Linked DNA regions of Mus musculus: region 2 is linked to region 1. Evidence: chromatin loops called from intact Hi-C (ENCODE). Cell type or tissue: heart. All regions are shown on one strand. Each heading gives the region's core, and the rest is flanking DNA. Links, peaks and the distances in the headings are about the cores only. Region 1 overlaps Ube2e1 (ubiquitin-conjugating enzyme E2E 1). Region 2 overlaps Nr1d2 (nuclear receptor subfamily 1, group D, member 2).

Region 1 (4,387 bases), core at 172-4,171:
CTCACAGACAAACCCTGCTACAACATGGACTCAAACGTACTTTTCCTTCTTCTAAAAAAAATGATTATCTCATGAAAATCTTCAAATTGTTTACAGTTTTAAATCTGATAGCACTTACCCACAAGAAAGCCACTGTATGTTTGAATAGCTGATACTTGTTTGAAGCTACTATTTATAATTTGATCAGCCAGAGCTGTTTGAACTCACAAGAGATGCACACTAGGGAGCCGACACCAATAGCAGTGGCAGCTACAGTACAGACCGACCGTAGGGAATGTCTGTGATTCTACACAAACAACCAAGGGAAGCGCTGGGCTTTCATCTCTTAATATTTCTCTACTTCTCAAACACTGAAAAATGATCAGCCACACAAGAAATTCTGAGAATAATTAGGGGCTCAGTTAAAGAATCTAGTTTAACATATTTTTCTGGGGATGTAGCTCAGTTGGTAGCATGCATGCATGCATGCATGAGGCCCTGAGTTTAGCCTGGCATAAAGCCAGCATGGCACCCCACACCTGTAATGCCAGCACTAGGGGCAAGGTAAAGACAGGAGAATGAAAAACTCAAGGTTACCCTCAGCTAGACATTGTTTGAGGCCAGCCTGAAACACTGTCTCAAAAAAAGAAAGAAAGAAAGAAAGAGAAAGAGAGAGAGAGAGAGAGAGAGAGAGAGAGAAAGAAAGAAAGAGAGAGAGAGAGAAAGGGGCAAGGGGCAAGGAAAAGGAAAAGGAAAAAGAAAAAGAAAAAGAAGAGGTATCTAATCCTCAAAATAACTTTCTTACAAATCAGGACAAACTTTCAAAAAGTACCACAAATCTGGTCAACACTATGAACAAATCCATACAAAATGGACCCGACGGCTGTGAGGAAGATGCTTACAGCTCAAGCCTGGCAGCCCGAGTTTATCCTGAGAATCCATATAAAGGAGAGACCGACCAACTCCACGAAGTTGTCCCTTAGCCCCCATAGGCACACATCATGTAGGCACACACAGACTAAAACATGAGGGTTAAAAGCCAGATCCTTCAGTTAGCTTCCACTCTGAATGTCTGCACATACTTGCTGTGTATATCCACTAATATTTGCCAGTAACTCCTACCTATAAACTGAAAGTACCAATGAAACGTCACCTTCCATTCAAGGCTGATCCTGGTTCTAAGATTTTTTTAGACCTCCATGATTCAAATATCAGTTTAGAGAAATCATCATTACTTCTTGCCATCTTGACTCAGAAATGTAAAACTGGTGATTTTAAATAAAGCCGAGCAGCAAAGACATCCTTTGAAAGCTGGCTTTAAACTGTCTTCACACTGGATTAAGCAATATCAACAAAGAACACCACCTTTTAAGAGTTTAAATTTATAATTTAAAGCAAAATTATTCTACTAAAGCCACAGGTTACTTCCAGAATTGCTTTGTAAAGTCAATACAAGAATCTGACGGTGTTGGTCTGAGGACCAGCTTGTTCTCACTGAACACCCCAGCATCTAAGGTAGTATATAACACAACATGCCCCAAACTGCATGTGTAAAGGCTGACGTCACCTATAGCTACAATAAAAAAAGGCAAGCTCCTTTACCTAACTTCAATTTTGTTTATATACACAAGTGCCCACTCCATGAAAATCCATCACTTCTCAATATACCTTAGCCTGTTACATGCCACACCCATAGATACATTTACATTTCATTTGTTGTTAGCACTAAACCATGCACAGACCATAGAAGAAAAGCAAAATTCTATAATAGAAAACACAAGACAGAAGTTAGGAGAATTTACTAACAATCCATAGGCAGCTTACCTGCAGTTTGGCGGAGGGTCTAAAGTGATGTCTGCCAGCTCCTTCTGGATCCTGGGAGATCAGGAAACAAAGTTAGTTGGAGGCCCTTCCAGAATCAGGTCAGTAGCCCACCTTACTCCACTGAGGAAGCAGAAGATACTTAGAGGTCCCAGTGCAGGGGAGCAGCTTGAGGTAGGTCTCTCCCACCCTTGACAGCATAGGACTTCCAATACAAGCACACAAGGGCAGTTGGCCTCGGTGTTTTCCATTTAAACAGTTTAAAATTTTCTCACTTGCTGCTTTCCCAGCTTTTCCAGTATCTCACCCGTGAATGAATAGTAAAGTCATTATCCTGAAGTGAGTCTCCCCTGGGATTCCCTCAGGTCTGGGCCCCCTGTCCTGGAACCCCAGGACCAGAACTCTGAAGTACTGGGCCTTTTGGCGTGCTTAAACAGTGACTCTACACACCAGCTCCACCCCCAGGTCAGGCCCATAGTTCTGATTCTCCCAGCAGACCACAGAACCCCTGTCAGGTACCCCCCACCCCTGTCAGACCAGGGACCGCCCCACTGGCCAGGACCCCCCCCCCCGCACACCAGCGCCCCCCGCAGGCCGGGACATCAGCGCCCTCAGCAGGTCATTGCCGCTCAGACCCGGGCACTGTCCGCACCCTGGAGCAGTGGCCTGCCGGCAAAGCCAATATGGCCGCTCGGGCCCCTGTGACCGCCACCGTCAAGGGTCGAGCAGCCCTGGAAGTGTTGGGTGGAGCTGAGGGCAGCAGGACCCCCGGCCGCGCCGCACAAGTGCACAGCCACCTGCACCCGCCGCGAGCACCAGCCCGTTCCCAGCCCGACTTCCCGGCTGCCCGGGCGAGGACGAGCTTTCTCGGGCAGCCCCAGGCCCGCAACCCGCACCCGCATCTCCGCACCTCACAAAGAGCCCATCCCCCACGCTCAGGCCGAAGCCACTGACAGTTCACACCCGCCTCTGGCCTTTGTCTTCGCTTCGGTTAACCCAGACGCTGAGGGCACCAGTTAAAAGGACAAACTTTGCAGCCTTAAGCTGCCTCTTCTAGGGAAGGCTATTTGTATAACTTCTCATCCTAACCCGGCTGTTGTTACAACTTAAAAATTCATCAAGGCAGCTCACTCATCAACACTCAAACTCGGCAATCTGAATGACAATGGATGTTTTCCCTTTCCAAAGGTTTTTGGAGGGTAAGAAGAAGCCTGCTATTATGCACTGACATTTTTAGCTGGTACTTCTTTCACATTAAAAGGAAAACAAATTGAGTGGTGCCTGGGGAAGTTCTTCAAACTTTCCTATTGAAGAGCACTTCCTGTCCCTACAAATGTGGTCCAGTTTAGAACATCCAGTCTCTACTGACATTATTAGTGTCCTGCTAAATTCCACCACTTCCAGAAGGCACTTCAGTCCCTATATGTTTGCATCTGGTGTTTCATTCCCAACTGGATGTTAGTTTGGAGGACTAGTTTCCGGATTCTTGTATGTGTTGGAACTGATAATTTTCAGATCTGTTAGAGAGCAAATGTTTCCCCATGAGCTGTAAAAAGGACAAATTGTTGCTTTAATGCTTAGAAAGTGACGCTTCTAAGAAGGCTGGCGATAGCTCACATCTAAAGATGCCTGATGGCCTCAGTTCAATCCCTCAAAGCTACATGCCGAGAGAGAACTGTCTCCAAGAATTTGGCCTCTGACCTCCACACATGTACCCTGACATGCCTGAATCCACACATATCACATGAATACACACACAATAAAATTATGTTTTTAAAGTCCAATCAATACCAGGCAGTTTTACTCACTGAATCTCAAACACCACCATTTGCAGCAATTCCAGACTACTGATGCAAGGTCTGCAAGTGATTCAAAGGCCTGTTCAAAAAGTGGCTCTAGCTCAGCACAGTTCCCACCAGTGCTCTCCTCTACCAGAGACAACGCTCCACAGTGAACGAATCCCCTTAGCCTGCCCATGGAGATTTCATTTTCACATCATCTTCTGGCACACATGCCCTTCCCAACAGATTCCAACCCCCATCCTAATTTCATTCTTTCTTAGATACCCTTTTCACTTTGTGCCTTTTGATGTTTTTGTGTGTATTTTTTATTTATTTTTTTTATTTTTGTTTTGTTTTGTTTTGTTTTGTTTTTTGAGACAGGGTTTCTCTGTGTAGCCCTGGCTGTCCTGGAACTCACTTTGTAGACCAGGCTGACTTCGAACTCAGAAATCCGCCTGCCTCTGCCTCCCAATTGCCTTTTGATGTTAACCTTAGCTTTCCTTTAACACAAATAGCCACTCTTTCAACAAGGAATCTACAAGTCTAAATCTGTTGCACTAAAAGGCACATACTGCATGTTGGCTCCATTTCCCGCCTGCCATTTCTACTTTAATGTTTCTTTACCAGCTGTTTCTGAGTGGCCTCTCATAGGCCAGGCTGACAAGGAATGCCATGATTGTTCTTCACTCCCAAAGGTTTTCTGAGGGTAGGAACTTCTCCAGTCAACACTCAGTTTGTTTTTCTTTTTACTGGAGAAAAAGGTCCAGCTAAAAATCAGCAGGGTTCAGTGCATTATAGTTGGCTTC
Region 2 (4,387 bases), core at 248-4,247, 93 kb before region 1:
GTTAGGGGACACCAATCTCTAAAATTCTATGATTAGAATTAGTCTAAACAGAAGAAGAGGGGAATAAAAGGAAATAAAACTTGAGACCTGTGATTCATGTAATGTATGTCAAATAGCCCAAAGAGTTGTTTTTGAGCTTTGAAACCTGGGGCTGAGAACATAGCAGAACAGACCCGGACATGCCCGTCGCCTCCCTAACTCCCCACCCCTCTGACCTAAGTTAAATGTTAACAGGCTGCTGATGTTTAAATGGACCAATCATGTGAAACCGTGCCAATTCCTCCCCCAGCCCCACTCCTTTTATATAAAAACCCCTGGCTTCCAAGTGGTCCAATCCACTGTCTCCTGTGTGAGATACGTTTCAACCCGGAGCTCTGCCATTAAAATACCTCGTGTTGTTACATCAAGGTGTTGTGTTCTGTTCGTGATTCTTGGGTGCACGCTGAATCGGGAGTTGAGTGAGGGTTTCCCCACTAGGTTCTTTCATGACATCTGTTAAGGCTGTAGGTGTAAATGTGCTCTTCCGGGTCAAGCCCACTACCCACATGCTATTTGGTGTGTTCCTCTCATCTGCCCAAAGGGCACCTAGCACCCCACAACTTGTGTTTTTCTTGTAATGTGGTTCCCTGGCCAATCATTCTGGACCAACAGCATCAGCATCTGGCTGGGAACTTGCTATTAATACACATTCTCAAGCCCACCTGAGCTCTACTGCACCAAAAACATGTAGAAGCTAAAGTGAGCACTGCAACCTCTTGATCTGGAAGGCAGCGGCCAACCTGGCTCTCGCTATTCCTGACTTTAAAAGCAGTGACTTCAGTTAGAAACTGAAAAAAATGCTAAGTGGTCAAGTGCATATACTGTTCTTGTAGAAGACAGGAGTCTAGTTCCCAGCAACCACACCAGCAGATTCCAACTACCTCTAACTCCAATTCCAGAGGAATCTAAGTCCTCTTCTGGCCTCTGTGGACACTCATATTCACATGCTCTTAATTTTTTTTTAAGGCCCAAGAGATGGCACATCAGTTAAGAACATTGGCTGCTAAGAGGATTGAGACTTGATTGATTCCCAGCACTGACAAAGATTCTAACAGAGTTGGACACCCTCTTCTGGCTTCCTCCAGCCCATGGTGCAGCCAAAACACCATACATATAAACAAACAAATATTTTTTAAGCACCCAGGTATGTATCATAAGAAGAAAAGCTTTCCAACTTGAGTTTCTTTTCATCACTAAACTACCCTGTCGTCTTTATGTAACACATGCCCAAACAGGAGAAAGTAGCCTCAGAAATGGGCACTTTCATAGGCTCTTTGTATATAGAAATGTAAAAATGAATACAATCAGAAAATTCAAACACAAACTGGAGAGCTGAGCATGGTAGGGCATGTCCCTAAGTCCCAATTCTCAAGAGGCAAGGCAAGGAGGGATCCTGAGTTACACATGACAAGTCTACCTCAAAACTAAAACAAAACAAGAAGGGGGAGGGGCAGGGGCATTAATTGGCCAGTTACAAAGATTGGAATAAACACAACTGCCCAATTATCTGAAATGCCATGTGAACTCAAAGAGAACCTTGAAGCCTATTCTGTCCAGAGAAAAATCGCTAGATCAGCTGTCTTTAGAAAGTTTAAGAGATCTGAAGTGCACTTCATAAATTCCAGGGTTAACAAATTGCTACTAGGTTTACAAGTGTCTCTGTTCAGAAAAGGATACCAAGAAAAATACTTTGCCAGTGGAGTATCTCACAGCTCTGTGTCTATAAGAAATAGAGCTAATCCAGATTATTTAAAACTAGCCAAAAGCACTGCTTGGGCTATGATAAGTTTTAAAACTTCCTTACAAAAGCTCCAAAATAAAACATTACCATTCCAGCTCATATCTATCTCTAGTCTTCAGGAGGTTTAAGTGCTTGTATTCAACACCTTGAAGCCACTGTGACACATCCGGAAGCAGCTGCTTCTACTGGTAAGACCTTCAATATTGATTTTCTTGTCCTCTTCTCTTCTAGACACCTATCTACTAATGGGATGGTTAGCAAAGTGAAAGCTAAAAGTAAACTTCCTAGAAGGTAAAGCTTACTCAGCAGCTCCTCTTGTGAAGAAAGGAGAGTGAAAGTCTTAAGTCCTCAGGCAGTACTAAAGCCAACCATAAAATTATTCAATCTCTAGATCACACTTCAGCCTTCCAACTTCCTTTAGCCCATTTGCAAATGAGGAAGCTGGAGTTGAAAAACACTGAGTAAGGAGGCAGAACTCTAGTAAGCAGCAGAATCCGATACAAAAGTCATCAAGCCACCCAATGAGTGAGTCGATACACAAGATCACTCTTACTGAGAAGACCTGAACAAGCAAGTTTCTTTCCATCTCACCAACCCTGAGTCATCACCCATAAAACAGGAATATCTGCCAGTAACTGCAAGACTGAAACGAAAGTATACATAAAAGAAGTTATTATTTTTTGTGTACACAGTCTCTAATGACAAAGCAAGAAATGTAAAATCCCTGATCCAGCAAATCCCAACACTTCCAGAAACAAGCAGAATGCACGTCTTAGAGCCTTGAGCTAAAATTAACTCAGGCAGCAGTCCTCTCTATTTTTAGCTGGAAGGGGAGTGGAGCTGGGCCAGGTTACCAGTCAGGCTCAACTTACCCAGGCCTCAACTTCATGTAAACCAGGAATCAATGCCCCTGCAGGCTGGGTCTGCTTTCTTCTCTTCTGGGATTTTTTACCCTCCTGGGAAGGAGGCTTACTACCAAGTCACAACTATACTTTCCAGTTTCATGCCTAATTTATTAGTTATTCCTCCTTACAGGTGTGCCTGTGGATCTGGAGCTCCAGAACAGTTTGGTCTCCTTCCTAAAAAGCTTTAAAGAAGTGGAAAACTGTGAGCAGGGGGCAGAAGGCTGAGGGTCACACACGAGCATTGAACAGGGCAGAGGTCAAGAGGGTCAAAGAACACATCCACTGCTAAATGATGTATCCTGTGAGAGATATTTTTAAGTAAGATTACAAAAAGGAGGTCTAGATATGTTAAACTAGCAGTATTTTGTTTTCTACATAAAACACTAGAGGAGGGAAGTCAAGAGCTAATCTGGAGCTGGAGAGTAAGCCAGCTTCACTAACAACAGTGTTAAAAGAGAGAACCAGCAGAATGCTGACATCAGAGACTCTGACAGGGGCACCTGACCCTTTTCTCAGCCACAAGCCTATTCATGTATTTAGTGGATCTGCACATTGTCTTCAACCTCACCAGGAGGAAAGATCCCTATACTTTCAAGATGCCCTAAGCCAGTGGTTCACAACCTTGCCAATGCTGTGATCTTTTAATAGAGTTACTCATGTTGTGGTGATCCCAACCATAAAATTATTTGTTGCTACTACGTAACTATAATCTTGCTACTATTATGAATTGTAATGTAAATATAATATGCAGGATATCTGATATACGATCCTTGCAAAAGGGTCTTTCAACAAAACCCACACATTGAGAACTGGCAACATTCCTTACAACACAGCAGTGAAGCAGCCTTTGTAGATTCAACTTCTTACTGCGTAAGTTACTTAACTTCAATTTATATATCCCTTCATTTTTAGGATGATGACAACAGTACCTTCTTTCATGAATTAACATGAAGGAAATATAACCTGACACAGGGAAATTACTAACACTACTCTGTCATCTTTATGCTAGGAGCAAGTTATCAGAGTACTGAAAAGGACACTACCCCTCTCCTCTTCCGAGCCTTTTGCTGTCCTTCCTTCTTCAATACAGGCCCAGGGCTTTTCTCTACAGATGTTATTTCCAAACTATCTTCTGAGCCCACTCACCCCACTAATTGCTCTACTCCACCCACTACCAGTTGCCACTGTTCTGCAGCTTCTCTCCAAACAGCAGTCTCCAGCTGGAGAGATGGCTTGGCGGTTAAGAGCTCTGACTGCTCTCCCGAAGGTCCTGAGTTCAAATCCCAGCAACCACATGATGACTCACAACTATCTGTAACAAGATTTGACTCTCTCTTCTGGAGTGTCTGAAGACATCTATAGTGTATTTACATATAATAAACAGATCTTTTAAAAAAACAAACAGCAGTCTCTGTTTTTTGCCATCAAACTGAAACCTAAGAATACAATGTACAGTATTTTTTTTAAAGTTTTTTTTTTAAGATTTATTTATTGATTATATGAAAGTACACTGTAGCTGTCTTCAGACACTCCAGAAGAGGGAGTCAGATCTCCTTACGGATGGTTGTGAGCCACCATGTGGTTGCTGGGATTTGAACTCCGGACCTTCGGAAGAGCACCCGACTGCTCTTACCCACTGAGCCATCTCACCAGCCCCATGTACAGTATTTTTAAAATGTGAGCCAAAGCTGTGATTGTGAAA

Evidence for each region. Hi-C counts contacts between places; a loop is a spot of excess contacts. Peaks named below come from ENCODE experiments on the same cell type or tissue, not always from the same donor. Only the 100,000 strongest peaks of a DNase experiment are listed, where the experiment ranks them.
Region 2: it touches region 1 in a loop (2.9-fold over the local background); 3 of 42 quality-filtered maps call a loop at or near these places.

The regions. Positions count from the first base shown.
Region 1 is chr14:18,324,577-18,328,963 of GRCm38, forward strand. Ube2e1 (ubiquitin-conjugating enzyme E2E 1) reads right to left here. Exons shown (of 6, transcript NM_009455.3): 3 at 1,804-1,854. Among named protein-coding and RNA genes, the nearest start is that of Ube2e1, 5.1 kb to the right of the region's middle. In heart, for the core only: a CTCF peak has its summit at 2,443 (motif pointing left); a DNase peak (open chromatin) is centred at 2,475; H3K4me3 peaks cover 1,278 bases; H3K27ac peaks cover 1,110 bases.
Region 2 is chr14:18,231,834-18,236,220 of GRCm38, forward strand. The region is part of intron 1 of Nr1d2 (nuclear receptor subfamily 1, group D, member 2); the gene reads right to left. Among named protein-coding and RNA genes, the nearest start is that of Nr1d2, 5.1 kb to the right of the region's middle. In heart, for the core only: no CTCF peak of the experiment used is centred there; a DNase peak (open chromatin) is centred at 2,468; H3K4me3 peaks cover 540 bases; H3K27ac peaks cover 1,834 bases.